Regions from separate parts of the Homo sapiens genome. Here region 1 is linked to region 2. Evidence: chromatin loops called from intact Hi-C (ENCODE). Cell type or tissue: PC-9. All regions are shown on one strand. Each heading gives the region's core, and the rest is flanking DNA. Links, peaks and the distances in the headings are about the cores only.

Region 1 (11,109 bases), core at 1,554-9,553, 92 kb after region 2:
TTAGATATATACCTGTGGTTAGGCTACTAATAATAATGATTGTTGAAGGACAGGGAGGAACCAGAGCAATTTAAATAAAAGAACAGAATTAAATTGATAGAGTGCAAAACAAGATGATCTTATAGCAAACTGCACCACAAATTAGCAATCTCGAAAGGAGAAAATGTTATGTACGAAAGTTGGTGCTTTTCACGAGTTACATTTAAAACCTTTCAGAAGTAGTTGTTACTGTAAAATATTAATGAAGTGAGTTCCCCCCCATTCTTTCTCCACAGCCATAGACACATACAGTTCTGCAAACTCTCACACACATCACCAGTCATTTGAAATGATTTGGGTCTTCTTAATAGGAAATCATGCCAACATATCAAAGACACTGAAGCGAAGGGTGAATGTCCATACTGCTGGAGCACATGGTAAGACTTCAGCGCCTGGGCCGCTTCCCAAGTTCTGCCCCTCACAGTGTGCCCCACCACAGCCTACCCTCCGGCTCCTTTCCATTTCATCTGCCTTTCCCCATTAATACCATGAGCTAGTGCTATTCATGAATATGAGACATTGATCCATAAATCACAATCTTTATAGTATGCATTCTAAAATAAAATTAAAGGTTAGTATTCTAAGACTTTGAAAAAAGGGTTGCAACTAACAGAACCTATAAAACACTCTAGGGAAGGGAGAAATCACTGTCAAGTAGACAGAATTGATAGCCTGGGAAATCAGGTTGGGTTTTTATCCCCCACTGATTCTCCCCAGCTACCCGTGCATTAAATGTGCTCAGGGAAAATAAAAATCTAAAAGCCACCCTTGTTCTGCCTCAATCCAGCTCACCTACAGGTCAAATTTAAAGGCACATTTATTTAGCCTCCAGCTCTCTGCTGCTAAGCTCATTGTAATTTCCGCTGATTACTTTGAGAAGTACCTTTCAATTTGGTGGAGGGAGGGAAGTGTGGAAGGCTGGAGTTCCACTTATTTCCTCAGAAGTAAAGCCAGAGAGTGCAGCCTTCAGGGACAGTGTCATTATCTGGATGCTTTCTGAGTCTCAGAATCTGCTGATATCCACATTATCATTCCAATCTCAAAAATTACTTCAGGCCGGGCGCTGTGGCTCACGCCTGTAATCCCAGCACTTTGGGAGGCTGAGGCCGGCGGATCACGAGGTCAGGAGATCCAGACCATCCTGGCTAACATGGTGAAACCCCATCTCTACTAAAAATACAAAAAATTAGCCGGGCGTGGTGGTGGGCGCCTGTAGTCCCAGCTATTCGGGAGGCTGAGGCAGGAGAATGGCGTGAACCCAGAAGGTGGAGCTTGCAGTGAGCCAAGATCGTGCCACTGCACTCCACCCTGGGTGACAGAGAGGACTCCATCTCAGAAGAAAAAAAAAAAAAGAACAGTGTCTTAAGATAGGAGGGGTTTCTCTTTCATATTAAAAAAATTTTGGCGAGGCCCAGTGACTCATGCTTGTAACTCCAACCCTTTAACAAGCCAAGGCAGGAGAGTCACTTGAGCTCAGGAATTTGAGACCATCCTGAGCCACATAGCAACACCCCATCTCTACACAAAAAAATACAAAAATTAGCTGGGCATGGTGTTGTGTGCCTGTAGTACTAGCTACTAGGGAGGCTGAGGTAGGAGGATCGGTTGAGCCCAGGAGTTCAAGGCTGCAGTGAGCTATTATTGCACCACTACACTTCAGCAGCCCAGGCAATAGAGTAGACCTTGTATCAAAAAATAAATAAATAAAGCTTTTAAATAAATAAACTTTTCAAGTCTGCACACAATCATGCATGCCTTGCAGTTGCTTGAGTCACTCAGGATTTGAGCTTATTCTGTCTTCCTGCTCTGTGATCTCACGTCAGGCTTCTATTTTCAATATCACTTCACGGTCCAAGATGCCTGCTAGAATCCCAGCCATTACATCTGAGACCAGCAGAAAGAGGAAAGGAGAAAGAAACAAAATGTCTACCCTTTCTTAAAGGGCCAAGTTCAATAGCCTTTCTGGAGCTTCCCACAACACTTTGACTTACATCAGCTTGACCGCAAAGGAGGCTGAGTATAGCCTTTAACTAAGCTAATGTTCTGTTGCTAAAGGAAAAGTTGAAAATGGAATTTGGAAAGGCAACTAGTAGTCCTTGCCACAGATTAAGAAATCAGCAGCTGGGCACGGTGGCTCACCCCTGTAATCCCAGCACTTTGGGAAGCTGAGGCGGGCAGATCACCTGAGATCAGGAGTTTGAGACCAGCCTGGCCAACACAGCAAAACACCGTCTCTACTAAAAATACAAAAATTAGCTGGGTGTGGTGGCAGGCACCTGTAATCCCAGCTACTCAGGAGGCTGAGGTAGAAGAATCGCTTGAACCCAGGAGGCGGAGCTTGCAGTGAGCCGAGATCGTGCCACTGCACTCCAGCCTGGGAGTCAGAGTGAGACTCCATCAGAGAGAAAGAAAAGAAAAGAAATCAGCAACATAGTTCAGGCTCTCTCCATTTAAACTTTCTCTCTGTGACTTGAATCAACCTCATTTTTTTATGTTGTCCCAAGTTGTTACCGGCCTTAGATGATGAGTGTATGACATTAAACACAAAAAACTCGACACCATTACCTTCTGCCATGGCTGAATAAGCTAAAGACATTTAACCACATTTACTGGTGGGATCTGTTGTCCAAGAGGTCATAACAAACTTAGCTTCAGAAACTGGACTTATGATGCAGGGATATGCATTCAGTGCACAACAGTCATTCATTCCCTTTCTGGCCAGGTATGCATCAAGCCAGGAGGTCTCTTAAATAATCCTAAGCTAAAAACAGGGACGGAGATTCTTCTACCTCATACTGAGGGGCAGGTACGCAAAGAAGTAGTCACTGTTGCAATATGAATCACCCAATTTTCTTACATATATTTGACCCTGAGGTCATTCTTATAGATTCTCAGTGGTCAAGCAGCTAAAGTAAGATGCTTTTCAATAACAGGCAGAGCCATGTTGCATAAAAAGTAGGTTACTACAAACTTCCTATTTAATGTCACATAACCTCTTATACAGCTTGCCCTGAAACTCTTCTCACTTCCTTCATACCCACTGGGTACCCAGTGGTCTTATGCTGCCCATAGCCGAGAATCCTCAGTCATAGCATTCCCATTGCAAAGTGGCTGCTTTCCAAGTCCCCATCCCCAGATGCCTGTGTCTTAGACTGTCCTAGAGGGGTCAGACTTCTGCCTCATGGCAATAATGGTAGTGTCAGTAAGGCAAACCAAAGAACATAACCAGGCCAGGCACAGTGGCTCACACCTGTAGTCCTAGTGCTTTAGGAGGCTGAGGCAGGAAGACCACTTGGGCCCAAGGGTTCAATACCAGCCTGTGCAACATAGTGAGACCCCGTCTCCACACAAAAACAAAAACCAAAATTAGCCAGGCATGGTGATGTACTCCTGTAGTCCTAGCTACTTGGGAGGCTAGCAGGGGAAGGATCACTTGAGCCCAGAAGTTTGAGGCTGCATCCCAGCCTCAGTGACAAAGCAAGACCCTGTCTCAAAAAAAAAAAAAAAAAAAAACAAACATAACTAATGATTGCCCTTTCTTGTTAATGTTTTGCAAAAATGTGTATCTATCCGAGACTCCTTTGAGGAGTGTTATGGACCTGATGGTGTTCCCCCAAAATTCACATGTTAAAGTCCTAACCCCTAGCACCTCAAAATGTGACTGTATTTGAAGATATTGTCTTTAAAGAGGTAGTCGGTACCCCTGATATGATGTGAGGAGAAAGACACTCTGCTGCAGTATTCCTTCTAAAATCCTAGCACCCCAATCTAATCATGAGAAAAACATCCAACAAATTCCAAATCCCAATGGAAGGGCAGTCTAAAAATACTCTGAAAGTACTCCCCAAAATTAAAACGTCATCAAAGACAAGAAAAGTCTGAAAAACTTAGCCAAGATCAGCCTAAGGAAGGATGATGACTAAATAGAGTATGGTATCCTGGATGGGATCCTAGAACAGAAAAATGATATCAGGTAAAAACTAATGCCAAATCCCCCTCTCCGAGAAACACCCAAGAATGATCAATAAATACTAAAAAAATTTAAAAAAAAAAGAAAATAAATGCAATAAATGTTCTTAATCTTAAAAAAAACTAACGAAGTGTGAATAAATCATGTACTTCAATTAAAAACTATTAAGCATACCAGAGGTAGTGGGTAATACTGAGAACAGGGGAGGCCATGAATGTGTGGGGACAGGGAGTATATGGAATATCCCATATGCTTTCCTCTCAATTTTGCTGTGAACCTAAAACTGCTCTGAATAAGTAGTCTTTAAAATGAAAAAAAAAAAAAATCCTTGTTGTTTTTGTTTGTTTGTTTGTTTTTAGCTCTGTCACCCAGGCTGGAGTGCGGTGGTGCAGTCAAAGTTCACTGCAGCCTCGACCTCCTGGGCTCAAGTGATCCTCCTGCCTCAGCCTCCCAAGTAACTGGGACCACAGCTGTGCACCGCCATGCCTGGCTTTTTTTATTTTTTTATTTTTTTTTAGAGATGGGGTTTTGCATGTTGCTCAGGCCAGTCTCAAACTTCTGGACTGAAGCAATCCTCCACCTTCAGCCTCCCATAGTACTGGGATTATGGTTGTGAGCCACGGTACCCAGCCTGAAAAAAAGTTATAATAATTCATAGACAGATGTACCGAATAGGATTTCAACAAGACTCTTTCTTCACCATTTGCAAAGACTCTCACAAACTGCTGAAGTCCAGGCTGGCTGAAAAGCAGCTTGAGGAAGCATGTTCATGCATCTGGGAACAAGGGGAGTTCACTGGAGTGCACATGCCAGAATGGAAATGAGCCCCCTGCTGTTATCTGAGGCAATTTGTAGTGGGTCTCAATGCTAAAATTAAAGTACACCCCACAAGAAGGGAGGTCACCTGAAGGCAGCCAATGGGCCACCCCTTTAGGGATATTCTCTTGATAAATTCACCTCTGCCCAGGGTCGGCTCTCAGCCTCACAAGCTCAGCAATGACTTCATCAGTGTCTTGACGTTAATCAAACTCATGGATGCTGACTCACACTAATAGAAATGAGTATGATATAGAAAAACAGGATGCCACATCATCAGGCAAACCCAACATGCTAGGCTTGCTGGAGTGGGGTCTGAGAGTCTCCATTTCTAACAAGTTCCCAGGTGATGCCAGTGCTCCTGGCCCATGGACCCCACTTTAAACAGCAAGGGTCTAGACAAGCTATATGGGAAGTCCAAGTATCAGAGTTTATTGGTGAGTGGAATATGAATTAGATCTCAAGAGAGGTTGACTATGTAACTATTTCATGCCATCGGGTTTTGGCTGCTTTACATATCCATTTCCATAATAGATATCAACCCACTACTAACACTTAGTGGTGTCAGACCCTTGCTTTAACAGCCTTGAGAATACAGCTACTCTGTGCCGAACTACACAACCTGTTCAGCCAGTCGTGTTCTGTGGTATGTTGATCAGGTTTCATCATCTGAACTGATACCTTCACATGGCCAGGAATGTAAATAAAAAACTCCCATATATTTCTGCCAGGGTAAATCAGAATATATTAAAAATGAAGCAACTACTAGAAACTCTATACCAATCAAAAGAGAGCAAGTAATGAAGGTAATGAATTTCCCTACAGTACATGAATACTTTTTTTTTGAAACAAGAGTCTTGCTCTGTTGCCCAGGCTGGAGTGCAGTGGCTGATCTCAGCTCGCTGCAACCTCCACTTCCCGGTTTCAAGTGATTCTCCTGCCACAGTCTCCTGAGTAGCTGAGATTACAGGCACCTGCCACCACGCCTGACTACTTTTAGTATTTTTAGTAGAGACAGGGTTTCATCATGTTGGCCAGGCTGGTCTCAAATTCCTGACCTCAAGTGATCTGCCTGCCTCGGCCTCTGAAAGTGCTGGGATTACAGGCGTGAGCCACTGCACCTGACTTGAATAAAGAAATTTCTAACAGATTGGTTGAGAAGAAAAGGAAATACTGCAATGATTAGGTGTCATTCATTCAGCTATTTTCACACATGCCTACTAAGGGAAACCACTATTCAGCAGGTAGCTCTCAAAGTCCTGCATGCAGAAAAATCATATGGAAAGTGTTTTGAATGCAAATTCCAGGGCCTCACTCCCTCTATTCCCACCCTCATTCTACCCCAACTACCAGGAGTCCAATTCAGCAGGCTGGGGCTTATAAATCTACATTTTTAACACGCACCCCCAACAGATTCTGAAAAATACTGACTTATATAGGATTTTAGTGGTTTTCAACCCTGGCTTACATTAGATACAGTGGAGAAGCTCAAAAAAAAAAAAAAAAAAAAAAAAAGGTCCCATGCCTGTATGCCAAAACCCCAAAACAATCAAATCAGAACATCCAGCGCATGAGACCCAGGCAACAGGCATTTTCTTAAGCTTCCCAGGCGACTTAGTGTTTCCAGGTGGTACTATTTGTGTGGGTTGTTAGACATCAGATTCCAAGGCCCCTCCCTGAAGTCTCTGATTCAGTAGGTCTGGGGCAAGGCCCTAGTCGGTGTGTCTGATAAGTGCCCCAGGTGATTCTTATGATGGGGTTTGAGAAATGTGTCTGTCTTACTCAACTGAGTCAGAAATACTGATCCCAGCAAAGCTGCTTCAAGGGATTTTTTTTTTTTTTTGAGACAACTCAAGGGATTTTTGACTCCAGTTTTGAAGCCCCTATTCCATGAATTTAGCTCCAATATGACCTGGGTCTTCCCAAAGAGACGGAACTCACCTCCCTTAATGCTGCATAGGAATGAAAGCCCACTGCTTTATACAACATGGCCTCTGTGGTCCCACTTTTATTACTAATACAACAGGACATTTCTCCCAGATTTAACACTTAGTGCTACATACCAGGCACATGGTATTACAAGCACTTCATCTATTAACTAATTTAATGTTCATAACAGTGCTATGACTAGGAACTATTCTTAGTGCTAACTCTACAGACTTTTTAAAAACGGAGGCATAGAGGCTAAGTAAATTGACTAAGTTTGCTTAGTCAAAGCCAAAGTTACCTAGAGAATGAATCTGAACCCAAACAGTAGAGGACCAAGGTCTGCTCTCTTAATCATAACACTATCATGCTGCTCACCAAGCAAAAGTTGAAGAGCCTGTCCACACATCACTTGCTGCCAGAAACACACACACACACACACACACACACACACACACACACACACAGAGAGACAGAGAGAGAAAGAATCAAGCAAGTTAGTGTTTATTACATCCCTACCATGTATACCAAGTGCTGGGCTTGGGGCTTTACGTATATTATTTCACTTAATCTGCAAGTCAGATATAATCCTATTGTCATGAACACACTATACTGCCTCACTCAGTGATGGAGAGAACCAAACTGTTTTGCATGGTGCAGAGCACCATGCAAAAAAGAAAAACAAATAAAGCAGCCGAAGAAACCTTCCAAGTTGATTTGGAGACTGAAGAAACAGCCAGTTGTGGGGGTGCGTGCTGGGGCGAGAGGAGGCCGGGCAGAGGGTGACTGCGGCTGGCTGTAAAAGGATTCTTGGAGGTGGTGGAGCTGTGGAGATCTTTGGCTCGGAGAAAAGGCAGGGCTTCCTGAGGTCTCAGTAGAGGACAGGAGTTTCATTCAGACATACTGCTTCTCAGTGCAAATCTCAACAAGTCAGGACAAGTGGCTGAGGTCCACCCACTTTAAGGAATGACAAGACATGATGCTGCCTTTAAAAAGAATCTGATGTCTCTAACTCATGCAGGGAAACACAACACAATTTCCTTGTCCTGCCTTAGGTTTCTTCCTGAGTAGTGGCACAGGGGGAGAAAGGAGCTGCAAACCCAATGCCTTACTCCAAGGAGTTTTAAGCATTTGGCCAGTGGCCTGAAAATACTGTCTTTAGGGAAAACAATGGTAAATGGCTGTTAAACATCAGCTTTTTCCTATCTACCTGCTTAGGGACATCACGTGATGCCAATCCCAAACAACCCATCTAAGAAGAGTCACACTATAGTTCAGCCTCAAGGAAATTTGCCTGAGCTCCAGGGTTCTGGAGGTCCAATGCTATTTGCCAGGCCCTGGGGCAAACACTGAGGCCTTAGCAATACTGGACTCTGTGCCCAATAGCTAAACAGAAAGAGTCTAAAAAAAAAAAACCAGGACTAGATGCACAAAAACAAATCCCAGAGAAGTGGAGAAGTAGAGAGTCTTAGTCCATTCAGGCTGCTATTACAGAATACCATAGACCGGGTAGCTTATAAACAACAAGTTTATTTCTCACAGTTCTGGAGGCTGGGAAGTCCAAGATCAAGGCAGACTCAGTGTCTGGTGAGGGCCCAATTTCTGGCTCATAGGTACTGACTTCTTATTGTGTTTGCACAAGGCAGAAGACAGAAGCAGCAAGTTTTCTGGTATCTCTTTTATAGGAATATGAATCCCATTCATGAGGACTCTGCTCCCATACTCTAATCAATTCCCAAAGGTCCCACCCTCAAATACCATCACCTTAGGGGTTAGGGTTTCAATAATAAGATTTTGAGTGTTTTGTTGTTGTTTTTTTTTTTTTTTTAGACAGCCTGTCACCCAGGCTGCAGTGCAGTGACATGATCTTGGCTCACTGCAACCTCCGCCTCCCAGGTTCAAGCGATTCTCATGCCTCAGCCTCCTGAGTAACTGGGATTACAGGCATGCACCATCATGCCTGGCTAATTTTTGTATTTTTAGTAGATATGGGGTTTTGCCATGTTGGCCTGGTTGGTCTCCAACTCCTGGCATCAAGTGATCCACCAGCCTTGGCCTCTCAAAATGCTGGGATTACAGGCATGAGCCACTGCACCTGGCTAACAATAAGATTTCTGGAAGAACATAAAAGTTCAGACGGTAGCAGGGACGTCTAGATGGGCTGGCAAAGAACCTGCAGCATCATGAGCCTTCTGGATTTTATAGCTCTGATCCTAGAACATAAGCCACTGGGTGGTGTTGTGTGGGTTATGGACAGCTTTGGGCCCAACAGCATAAAGTAGTACTGGAAGGTATACAATTCTGGAGATGAATTCCACCCTTAACCAAAGCTGAGATAGAGATGCTACGATTTCTACCAGACATGCATTCCCTTATAAGGCCAAGAGCAAGTAGGTTGGGTCAAGTGTGAGTGACAGCATCACAGTTGTGAGGAGAGCAGATAAGGAGGTGATATGCAGTCATGCCTAAAAGAGGGTCCAGTGAACAAAAGGAAACACAGGTAGTGACTTTCACTGATGGCAATAAATAATAATATTTAAAATTGTCCTACACTTCATTCTTTTTTATTGAGTTCCTGCCATGATTTATCTGCAAATCTGTAAAGCAAGCATTACCAAAAAATTAATTACCTGATTGAAATCAACGGATGAGTTTATTATTTTTCAAACCTTCCACTGTATGTTTTATCTTCCCTGGACATGTAGGGCTAAGTAGATGATGTATACCGGAAAAATCAGAACTAATGTTTCAAGTTTTTTTTTTTTACTTTCTTCATCCAAGAAATAATAGTAGACAGCATTTGTAATTTAACACTGCTTCAAAGGGAATTGTACTTACATTTCCCATCTTTAGTGTTATCTACTTAAAATCCATACCTATTGTTTTCCCTTCATATATTATAAAGTCATAATCTCCTTTATGTGCTAGGCTGAGCATGACTTCTCTGTTGGCAAACAACGCAATACCTGCTTGAAACTCACTTAATGTTCAAAGGAAGAAACACCACCAAATGTTTAGTACATTCTCAGGCATATCTAATGAAAAACATATCTATTGTTTCTAAGAACTATTTGATGTACATCCATGGGCAATAAATCTGGTGAATTCTCAAAAAAAAAATGTTATGGAAAACACCTACTGGCTTAAAGAAGTTAACCTTTCTCCCAAATTGGACAAATCCTCATGAGAGCAAATAGTACATGGTATTTAAAGACCTATTTGTCTATGTCTCTAGACAAATATGTCACAGGAGGGGAGATTGTGTCTACAGTTGGTTCACTACTGTGCCTAGTATGCTGCATGGAACATAAATATTCAATAAACATTTGTGAAAAGAATGGAAGTTGCCTAAGGTGAAAACCAAACTCACATGCATTTGTGAATATCCTTGTCTAAAGCCATAAAAATAAAGGGAATTTAATTAGACACTCAAGCAAACACTCAAGTGTCTTTTCACATTCACATTCATCTGGCACCTATATACCTTGCTTAGTTGAAAGGACATAAGAGAGGCATCTCACTTAAAGACACTCATCTAAGAAACCCAGGAGTTGGCTGGGTATGGTGGCTCATGCCTCTAACCCTAGCACTTTGGGAGGCCAAGGCAGGTGGATCACCTGAGGTCAGGAGTTCAAGACTAGCCGGGCCAACATGGTGAAACCCTATCTCCACTAAAAATACAAAAATTAGCCAGGCATGGTGGCAGGCGCCTGTAATCCCAGCTACTCAGGAGGCTGAGACAGGAGAACCGCTGGAACCCGGGAGGTGGAGGTTGTAGTGGGCTGAGATCGTGCCACTGCACTCCAGCCTGGGTGACAGAGCGACACTCCATCTCAAAAAAAAAAAAAAAAAAGAAAAAGAAACCCTGGAGAGTTGTGTCGGAGTTCCTACTGAGCATCACTGTGCCATCACGTACTAGCCATGGTTTCCTAGGAAACGTATTGGCCTTTCTAAGACTCATTTTCCTCATCTGTATACTTTTATAATAAATCACTGAGTCTCAGCCAACCACAACAGCCACGCTTTAGTCAATCGCAGGGAGCCAGTTGACCAGACCATCTTCAACTAAGGCAAACGCTGAGCTGCAACCAATCCAGCAGTCTCAGTATCTCACTCCTGTTTTCTGTCCATAAATGCCACCTGACCATATTGCAGGCCACAGTGCTCTGACCCTGTTCGGGTTTTGGGGGGCTGCCCTATTCTTGAATCATCCATTGCTCAATTAAGCTCTGCTGAATTTAATTTTCTAAAGTTTCCCTTTTAACATAACCTTCCTACATCTCCATTTCCTAATCCATAAAAAGTTGATCAATATAATAATGTTTAACCTTACGAACGTGTTGTGAGACTTTAAATCG
Region 2 (11,109 bases), core at 1,813-9,812:
ACCCACCATTTGGAATTCAAATAACCTAATCCAAGATTTTTTTTTTTGGTATATTTAGCTTAATATATCAGCCTTATGAGTTAAGTAATCCACCCATGAGATAAATCTGGTTTTGGCTGCTGGATTTTTAAAAAAAAAAAAAACACCACAAAAACAAAGTCAGTGTTATTCTCCTATAAGACCAAGCCAGATCTAGATCTAAGGTTGCTATTAACCTATGTATCCCCAACAAGCATTCCTACTCTACCCCTCTTCATGCTCTGTACGTTTTTTTTCTTTTTTCCTGTAAGAATTATTTTTCAGGGTAGTTGTAAAAATTAAATGAGATAAAGATAATTGTACTGACCAAACTTATTGGCACATGACAAATAAATATTCATTTTCCCCCCACCCTCACCTCTAGACTTTATGAATACATATTTAAAAGTTAGCAATCAGAAAACTTTATGTTCAGGCTAGATTCAAGTTTAATATACTCAATGAGACTAGACCAGTCCAATAACTTCTGGGAGAAACAATTTTTTCCTACTTCTGAGATACTAAGAAATAGTCCATTTACCTCAAAAATAGATTAGGGTATGACAAGAGGGAAAGGTCTCCTAAAAAAGACCTGTCAAAAGCCAAATGAAGTAAAAATATAATTCTTATAGCTAAATAGAAAAGCTATATGTTACCCCAAGCCCAAAGTCAGAAAGAAAATCAGTCCAATACATTGTAAATTGCACAAGAATGATACATATCCATACTCTGTTATTACCATGATTACAAAAGTAGTATCAAAAAAACAGGTGTTATGTATTCTGAGGAGCAGTAAAAATGTTTGGGCTGGTAATGTTTCGAAGTGATCTTCAAGAATCGAAAATTAGTGGTAAAACCCATTTCGAGGGTCACTTTCTTTTGTATTATTGTGATTATAAAGCCATCTAAATTTTGCAAAACCTTTCTTACATGAGCCAAATTAAAAATACAAAACAAACAACATAAGGAAAGTTCTGTTTCCTGCTAGTCTGCATTTTTTTCTGGTGGTAGCTTAGAGGCTTGAAATTTTATGTTGCAATTACAGTATTCTCCTTTTAGAGTACCCTTGAGGCTTTGTTGACAGCCCATAGCTGCCTTTATCTTCCATGTGGGTTAGTGTAAAAATGACACATGTAAAACCACATTCATCATCAGGAAAAAAAGAAGAGTTCATACCTCTTTCAAATTTTAACCTCTGATAAAGTTGAAACTGGTCCACAGGTACCAAACAGGCAATCTGAAACCAGAGACATAAAAGGTTGAGACTTCAGTCATCATAGTGCCCTGAGTTACCAGCCTTTTGATTTCTCTTTCTGGCTTTGCTTATTATACTTTCTCTACACCAATTGTTTGCAAACCTCTTTTTCTCCACACTGTTCATGTAGTAAAACACATGCAACAATTTTCAAGTCATCCCCACTCCACCACCATAGCTGAGAATCACTGCTGAAGGGAGCAGTTACAAAACTCATTGATCACCTTCTACCTTCAGTCAGTGGCTACCAAGACCAGACAACAAAATTTTATTACAGGGACTTCTAAAATTATTCATATTCCTGTATTAAAGATGCTTCCTTTCTCTATATCTTCATTTAAGAATTTTTTGAAATTAAAGTTCTAGCTTTGGAATCCTGAAAAACTAAAGTCAGGTAGACAGCATCTCAGGAATTATGCAAATGTCATTTGTCACCTAGGAAAGAGTACCTTTTAAACAATATAAAAATCATGTCTTCTGACAAGAGTCACTTCCTAGAGCCCTCGGTTATGGGACATTGACATCTCAGACTCTGGTAGAAAAGAAATGCCTAAAATATTTCTTGCAACTAGACTCCTATTTCCATTTCAGATGGCAACATAAACCAAAGGTTTACTAGTAAACAACAACAATTCACACTTAACTGAATGACATTTCAAATTAGTTATTTTTAAAGGCAGATGCAGGAAAAGCTAACTGCTCTTAAACCAGCATTCTAAACATTTTAATTCCATTGATGTCAAATGTAAATATATTGACATAACTTAAAGATTTATATATGAGAAAATAAAGATTTTCTCATATATAAATCATATATAAATCAAATCAAATCACATTTGATATTAGCCTTCCAGACATCCAGTAAGTTCATACAGGACAGAGTTTTAGCCCTGACAACTCCAACTCTAAACTATCACCTTTTTTTGGCACAAAACACACCTACATTGACGTTCTTGCAACTAAGGAAAGGACATCTGCTTTGAGAAAACTGGAGTAAGAAAATGATGCAGCTAAAATTGTATTTAACAAATATTATACCTTTTATAATGCATTCAAAATCTAATCCTTTCCCTTATAAATAATCTCAAGTTGTTTATTTCGCAAATGAATCTAAATTAGCTAAAATGTATAAAGGACCACAAAACAAGTTTGGTCTTCCTCATTCCAAGTAAAGTGTGGTAAAACATAACTTTAATTATAAAAACATTTTTATCCAAATTTTCTTTCTCCAGTTGGGGAGAAAATGTTGCATTTTCATCTGGTACCTTAAAGCTCCTTAGCAATCTTTACAAAAAAAATTATGCGCAATATCATGTTATATGTATTTTACCATAGTTCTTTCAACAGTGTGGTTGGACTTTTATTACACTGAAAGTCAACTTTATTCATCTGTTATAATGCTACCCAGACATCTTTCCTGAAAGACAAAGATGTCTCAAATAAAATTCAGAGTTGGAGACAGAAGGTACAAGCAAATGAAGTGATAGGAGGCATTTAGGAACCAGAGTTCAGTTCCTGACTTTGTCGCTAATTCATCATGGGTGGAGGACAAACAAATGCTACGTCAGCTTCTGGACCAACATGACTTGGGGGGTGATACCATCTGGGCCCAAGAGACCTCAATAATATTCTATGAATCTTTTTTTAACCACCACCTTCTTTGATTCCAGAAGACAGTCTTGTACCCCACTCACCCTCATCTAAAATAGTTTGTGGACTGATGACCTCCTTTTAAATCCTTCAAAGTCAACCCCTAAAAATTCTGATTCTTTTTCAATGATGAGCAATTTATATAAATGTCAAATACAGTTTATGGAAGACAAGGCAAACGGAAGATGTTTTAGATACAGATGAAATGTTAATGTGAAAAATGACAGAAATTAATGCAGTAAAAAGTAAACAACTGTAGAGATGGATGTTTAATTTTAAATTAGAAAAATAAATTTCATTGGAGTACATACTACTGCCAACAGGGAAGTCATAGATTTCTAATTTTTTTGTCTTTTATGGTACTTTGGATTTCTCATTTAAGTCAAAGGTTTGTATGGAACGAAGACTTACTAAGGTAAATCAATTTTTTAATTGAAAGCTGTGATTACAAGAAGTTAATTACTTTGCTTCTCATTCTATTTGGTCCTTTTGGAATGAAGACACCCATAGAATGCACCATTCTCTTCCCTAGTTCCCCTCATTTAGACTTGCATCTTTTGTATTACTGTTTTTTTAAGAGATGAGGTCTCACTTTGTCAACCCAGGCTGGAGTGCAGTGGTACAATCATAGCTCAGGTAGCCTTAAACTCCCGGGCTCAAGCAATCCTCCCTCCTCAGCCTCTCAAGTAGCTGAGACTACAGGCATGCACCATCATAACTGGCTAATTTCTTAATTTTCTGTAAAGATGGGGTCTCGCTATGTTGCCCAGGCTGCTCTCAAACCCCCAGCTTCCAGTGATCTTCCTGTCTTGGCTTCCCAAAGTGCTGGGATTACAGACATGAGCCAGTTGCACCCAGTCACATTTTTTCTAAATATTTGTTGACAGCTTACCATGAGTAAAGCTTTGGTCTGGAAGCCTAGCATACAATGAGACAGGACATACAGAAGCTACACTCAAGAGGCTGAAATTACTTAGAAAGCAATAAACATAAGATTTACAAAAGATCTACCCCTTGATGTTGTCTGTTGGATTTTGCAGATTAGAACTAATTTTCTGAAATATTTCTATTATATTTTTGGCTTTAGATGAGAGCTGTACAAAAAAAAAACACAACAACAAATGATACAAAAGGTTAAATTCCTGGTTCCACTGTCATTTGGAGCTAAGTCACTATTGCTCAAGACCTCCATTTTTACAACTGTAAAATTGAAATATTAATACTTGTGTTAGGATGATTATTAGAAGACTAAATCAGGCTGCAGGTAAAAGGGCTACAATCAATTTTTTGAGGATATTCACAAGTACTGTAAAATTGACTGCTACACCTGACAATCCTAGAGAATAAAAGAGATTATGAAGAGGTATCTTGTGGTATGCATTTATCTTCTTTCTGCCAACCGAGAATTTCCAAATCATTCAAAATCACACCAGACCATTATATAAAAAGTTGCAAAACTTGTATAGAGAGTTACCAAATGCCATTCCCCCAACTTCCCCTAATAACACTTTCTAAATTTAGTTGCTAAATGCCATTCCAACTTCCCCTAATGATAATCATAGTATTGAAATAATGACATTTATATTTCGATACAATAGAATTAAAGCATCTTCGGGCCTTATTCAAATCTCACTAATTGTTCCACTAAGGTCTTTTTTTCAGTCTAAGATCCAATCCAGGTAACCAACTTGTACCTAGCTGTGGTATCTCCTTGACGTTCCAATCTGGGACAGTTCTTCAATTTATCTTTGCCTTTTGTGACTTTGATGAGTTTGAAGAGTCCAGGCCAGTTATTTGTACAGTGTTCCCCTAATTTGGATTTGTCTGATGCTTTCTCATGATTAGATTCAGGTTATGAATTTTTGGCAAGAATATCACAGACGTGTCCTTGGGGCCATCAGGAGCTACATGAGGACAACATGTCTCATTATTGATGATGTTAACTTTTTTTTTTTTTAGTGTGTGATTTGAGGTGGGTTTTATTATTATTATTATTATACTTTAAGTTTTAGGGTACATGTGCACAACGTGCAGGTTTGTTACATATGTATACATGTGCCATGTTGGTGTGCTGCATCCATTAACTCGTCATTTAGCATTAGGTATATCTCCTAATGCTATCCCTCCCCCCTCCCCCAACCCCACAACAGTCCCTGGTGTGTGATGTTCCCTTTCCTGGGTCCATGTGTTCTCATTGTTCAATTCCCACCTATGAGTGAGAACATGTGGTGTTTGGTTTTTTGTCCTTGCGATAGTTTGCTGAGAATGATGGTTTCCAGCTTCATCCATGTCCCTACAAAGGACATGAACTCATCATTTTTTATGGCTGCATAGTATGTTAACTTTTTAATGTGGTTAAGGTGGTATCTGCCAGCTTCTCTATCATTTGGAATTAACAATTACCTTGTAGGGAGATATTCTGAAACTACGCAAAATCCTGTTTCTAATCAAACTTTGCCCACTAATTTTTGTATCCACTGACAATTCTTGCCAAAAATAATTATTACTGTAATATTTGCTTAGTGATTTTTCTATTTCTATCATTCATTTTGTACTTGGTGATTAAAATTCCACTGTAAGAAAAAGCTGTCCCTTCTCTATTTATTCATTTTTTAAATTTCAGTCAGCATAGACTGCAGACATTTATTTTATTCAGTGGCTTCTAATTCATTACTAACCAAATCCATATTCGAGCAGTAAAAGCAAAGCTCCCTAGGTATATTCTCAGCTATCAAGAGACCACTACCCTGAGATCAACTACTTAATGGTCTTTAATTTAAAGTTAATTTTTGCTACTTCTTCTTTGAAAGCTGTGCTAATTTATTTATTGTTAAACAGAAATTTCTCTCTCCTATCCAAGCACAAAAGACAACTTTTGGTCCTCATGATCATTCTAGAAACTCTTTCCAAAGGTGGGGGAAAACACCCAAACTTTAATTCAAAGATAAAATAAATTCAGTTTCATGTTAATAGAATAAGAGCAATAATATCAGAATAATGACAACAAAAGCTACTAATTGTCCACAATCACTATTTTGTTTTGTTTCATTTCTGATAAAAATGAACCTTATGATCCTTATTAAATACTCAATTCTGGCCAGGCAAGGTGGCTTACGCCTGTAATCCTAGCACTTTGGGAGGCCGAGGCAGGTGGATCACGAGGTCAGGAGATTGAGACCATCCTGGCTAACAAGGTGAAACCCCATCTCTACTAAAAATACAAAAAATTAGCTGGGCGTGGTAGCAGGCGCCTGTAGTCCCAGCTACTCAGGAGGCTGAGGCAGCAGAATGGCATGAACCTGGGAGGCGGAGCTTGCAGTGAGCCGAGATCGCACCACTGCATTCCAGCCTGGGCGACAGAGCAAGACTCTGTCTAAAAAAACAAACAAACAAAACAAAAACACTCAGTTCCTACTCAGCTGAATGTCTTTGCTTTTCCATTTCATCCCTAGCAGAGCATATCCAGGGAAGCCAGACCACACCTACACACGGGAGTGCTGTAACTGTTACACACAACTGTGATTTAATCTCTCTAACGTCCACAACCAAGAAGAAATGAAAAGTGAGGCACACCTGTTAATCAGTATTAACCACGATCATAATATTTAAACAAGCATCACCATCTACACTAACACTGACCTTACCCCCTCTCAGAAAAAAACAAAGCAAAAAAGGGAGGCAGAAAGTGAAGCCTGCTCACCACAAAAGTATTTATGCCAAAAGTGGTGTGTGTTCCCATATGAAGTGTTAATAAATACAATGTATATTGCTTTTTAGTTAAGAAAAAAAGACTCAATTAAAAAAATGAAACAGAAATTGGGGATAGGCTTTAGAGAACTGCTACCCATCAGAGTCCGGAAAGCCCAAACAGAAGGAAAAAGCGCCCAGACTTTACTTAGGTTTGGTCCTTCAAATCATGCTTCTGCTACAGTTGCTTTAAAAATTAAACAGGCTGAACAAATAATAAAACATATCAGAACATCTGGAGATGGAATTGACCACTAGTAAGTGGATCATTACAACCTGTCAAGGTTTGGGCAATTTGGGGGATGCTATGACTTGCAAAATCCAGGGCAGGGGAAATAACACTCACTGTGCGGATCAATGTCTAATCACATTAACATAGGAACTAAAAATGTTTTCACAACGCAGAGAACGAGAGCTGCTCTTCCTAACAGAGGAGAAAAACAGCACATTCACCCATTCACCTGAGTGAAACTAACAAGCTGAAGTCTCTCACCTGAATACTAGATTAAAAATCCTGATTGGAAACCATATGTGGGCATCACTGTCTGAGAGGCAGAAGGCAAGAAATGGAATTCCAGGGCCACTGATCTTCGCAGTCCACTGTAGAGGGCAGCTTTCACTGGTCTTTGTTTCACATGTGCTATAGAAGTCTCTGTACATTATCTAACCAAGATCATCTTTCCATATATCATCCCGTCTTTTCTCCCTCCACTCAGTCATAAGTAAAAAGGGACATATCCATACACTCATGTGACACATTCAACTCACTGTGGCTTAGTTTTCTATGTGCCATTAGTTAAAGAATTTTCTTAGAAACCTTATTACCCACTTATACAGTTTTAAGTACATTTTAAAACAAAGTTTTAACTACTTTCTAAAATGTGATTCAGCCAGGAAACTCAAAAATATCTATTAACTCTGGCTTGGCGGATTCCTCTAACCCCACCATCTCAAAGGTTTACTTTTCTCCAGCCAACACGTATTGCAGCCAAAGGTTATTACAGACACACTCATCCCTTCCCATTCAGATCCTTACACCACAGTAACAGGAATATGGCCTCTTGCCTGGGCATTCTCACCCTTCCTTTGCCCTAGCTTCCCACCATGATAATGGGAAGGAAGAATGTTAAGAGATGGCAAGTGGAGGCAGAGGATTTGGGAAGAACACCTGGATTCCCTATCACTGTAGCCAACTTTCCCAAAGCCACCCAACTAAATATGCAATCTGAGTAAAAACTGTATTTATTTTGCAAACATAGCTTCAAATTCCCCAGTACTCGATCCCTCCTCCACCATACCTCCACCCCAGGTCTCCAGAATGCCCTGCCCTAACTCCCTTCTTACAGAAATTCTGAAGCCTCCATTCAGCTGCACCCACCCTTTCTCTGGTGCACACTGCGGCACTAGCAGTAAAAGGCAGGCTGGTCATTTCAGTGCTCCAGGGCTTAGAAAGAAGATTAGTGAGTGAGAAGCTCTTCCCTGCCCTCCACTGACACCTAGCAATTGGAAGAAGTTAAAACTCTCAGGCCATGTAATGGCAGGTACTATTCAAATAGGAATATGCACTCACCACTCAAAATTCGCACAGGCCAGACAAATGGTTCAAACTTTCCCAGGAAGTGATGGATGCTACTTCAATAACACTACATGGGAACTGCTTAAATTAGACATCACCTTTTTTAACAGGGCTACTAACTTCAAGCAAGGGCTTCGCCTGAAGTAATGCTATTGGAATAAACAATCTGTGTCCTGCCTCTCATAATTTCATGTTGGACATGATTACAAGATCAAGTACATTGGAAAAGCTCTGCAGAGCAAAAGCTAAAAGTACCAGATGATGCAATAGAGGAAAGTTTTACTTTTCCCTGGCTCCTAGTGTGTTCACCTCTAGCCACAAGTCCTCCTGAGTCACTGTCTCTCACCAGCTTCCATGACACTGAAAGGGAAGCTGCCGTTTTCTACCATTTCCTATACAAGGGAACAGTAGAGTCATCCCTCAGTATCTGAAGGGCACTGGTTCCAGGACCTCCCGCAGATACCAAAATCTTCAGATGCTTAAGTCTCTGATATAAAATGGGGTAGTACTAAAATATAACTTATGCACATCCTCTCTCCTGTATAGTTCAAATCATTTTTAGATTACTTATAATACCTAATACAATGCAAATGCTAGGTAACTCATTATACTATATTGTTTAGGGAATAATGACAAGGAAAGTCTGCACGTGTTCAGTAAAAATATTTTTTCTGAGTATTCTCCATGGGCAGTTGAATCCCCAAATGCAGAACCCATGGACACTGAGGTTCAATTGTACTTGAACTGGGCATTAAGTGCGTCACTAAGGAGGCTACTCTTCATAGATAAAATTTAGGAGGCATAATCACAGCTGAGCCAATTTGGAAAAATCAAGAAGGCAGGTACATGGAGCACAGCCAACTCTGTAAGCTAGACCTGCACAAGGAAGCACTCAGAGGAAAGAGCTTACATTCCTGCCATCCTTTGAAGATGAAGAAATGTTAGACTTAAATGCATTTGGTAAGACAGAGAAGAATGAAGAATCACGTGTTGTAATATAAATAGCAGCAAGACAAAGAGAACCAGGCTTAATCAGAATTATTTTTAACAAGCAAAGTATATTTATGTGTTACCTGTGTAATTAAGCATTTTTTAAAAGGCAGAAGGAAGTAGTAGTCATTGAGATAGAACCTAGTCAAGCATATGTGAATGAACCCCATTGTGGTATACTCAGTAATATATAGATTATAAGCCACATGTTATAACTGTATGCAATAAAATCTTGATCTAAAGCAAGTTAGAAATGAAGGTGGTACAGTCCAATTCATGTGTGTGGTATTTACTTTCAAAGGAGGAGGCCTATGTAAACTGATGCAGCTACCCATATCTCCAATATAATCTTCTATTCCATTTTCAACTCAAAATGATTATCAATTACCACTACCACGTATTTTTATCACTGAAAAAGACAGTAGCAAGTTGATAGAGAACATTTGATTCTTTTTTTTTTATTTTTTATTTTTTTTTGAGATGGAGTCTCGCTGTGTCACCCAGGCTGGAGTGCAGTAGTGCAATCTCAGCTCTCTGCAACCTCCACCTCCTGGGTTAGGCTGTGTAAGCCCTGCTGGGATTACAGGTGCCCACCACTATGCCTGGCTAATTTTTTTGTCTTTTTAGTAGAAAGGGGTTTCACTGTGTTAGCCCGGATGGTCTCGATCTCCTGACCTCATGATCCGCCCACCTCAGCCTCCCAAAGTGCTGGGATTACAGGCGTGAGCCACTGCACCTGGCCTCCTTTTGTAATTTTTAAGACTCATTATGGGTTTGTCTGGTTTTAATGCACAAAAGTAAAATGCTTTTATAGTAAAACTGGATAAAGAGAACCAGAAGGACAGAGAAGGGATAGAGTGGGGAAAGGATAAGGAGAACAAAGGAGGGGGGAAATACAAAGAGAAAATGTCTATTCAAAGAAAATGAAGCCAGATGTGGTGGTTCACACCTGTAATCCCAGAACTTTGGGAGGCTGAGGCAGTAGGATTGCTTGAGCCCAGGCTGGAAAACATAGAGAGACCCTCTCTTTAAAAAAAAAAAAAAATTAAAAATTAGCCAGGCATGGTGGTGCACATCTGTAGTCCCAGCTACTTGGGAGGCTGAGGTGGGAGGATCGCTTGAGCCTGGGAAGTTGAGCTGTGATTGTACCACTGTACTCCAGCATGGGCAACAGAGGAAAACCAGGTTTTAAAAAAGAGAGAGAGAGAGAGAGAGAAAGCAAGAAGCAAGAAAAAAAGAAAATGAGAAGACTACTTAAGCTCTGCTCTAGAGAACTGCAAGACAGACACTATAGCCTGTCCTGATCCACTTACCTGGGCACACTGGCCCCTTACATTAGATACTCAAAATGTCAGTGCCTAGTGGCTACCATTTACTGAAAATTCTAAAACACTATGCATTTGAACTTTCTGCACTGATGGAAGTATTTTATTCTGTGCTGTCCGGTCTGGTAACCATTAGCCACATGTGACTGCTGAACACTCAGCAATTACTGACTAGCATGATTGAACTAAATTTTTAATTTCATTTAAATCAGTCTAGGTTTAAATAGCCACATGTGGCTAGTGGCTACTGGATTAGTCAGCACAGGTCTAGAATACAGGAATCCGATAAATGTCATGGACTTTTTTTGAAATTTCACCAAGCTATTCACTTATGTTTAATAGATTTTATGTGCATGAATTCACTAAGATTTCATAGCAGACACAGCTCCTGTTGCCTGCCCCACTTCTTGCATTTCACTTTTATAATTATCTGACTCGTTATAAGTTGACTGTCTCTCTGCTGGACCAGAAGCTCCATAAGAAGAGCACTAGCGGGCCTTTCTTATTCTCCTCTCCAGCCCAGCCTGGAATGGGGCCAGGCACACACT

What was found. A loop is a pair of places that touch in the nucleus more often than their neighbours do. Peaks named below come from ENCODE experiments on the same cell type or tissue, not always from the same donor. Only the 100,000 strongest peaks of a DNase experiment are listed, where the experiment ranks them.
Region 1: a loop joins it to region 2, with 8 times the contacts of the local background. A loop is called at or near these places in 3 of 110 quality-filtered maps.

The regions. Positions count from the first base shown.
Region 1 is chr6:18,337,848-18,348,956 of GRCh38, reverse strand. No RefSeq gene overlaps it. Among named protein-coding and RNA genes, the nearest start is that of RNF144B, 44 kb to the left of the region's middle. In PC-9, for the core only: no CTCF peak of the experiment used is centred there; DNase peaks (open chromatin) are centred at 5,056 and 5,486; H3K27ac peaks cover 1,914 bases.
Region 2 is chr6:18,429,830-18,440,938 of GRCh38, reverse strand. RNF144B (ring finger protein 144B) reads right to left here. Exons shown (of 8, transcript NM_182757.4): 4 at 1,195-1,255. Among named protein-coding and RNA genes, the nearest start is that of RNF144B, 48 kb to the right of the region's middle. In PC-9, for the core only: no CTCF peak of the experiment used is centred there; DNase peaks (open chromatin) are centred at 6,408, 8,548 and 9,168; H3K4me3 peaks cover 996 bases; H3K27ac peaks cover 4,436 bases.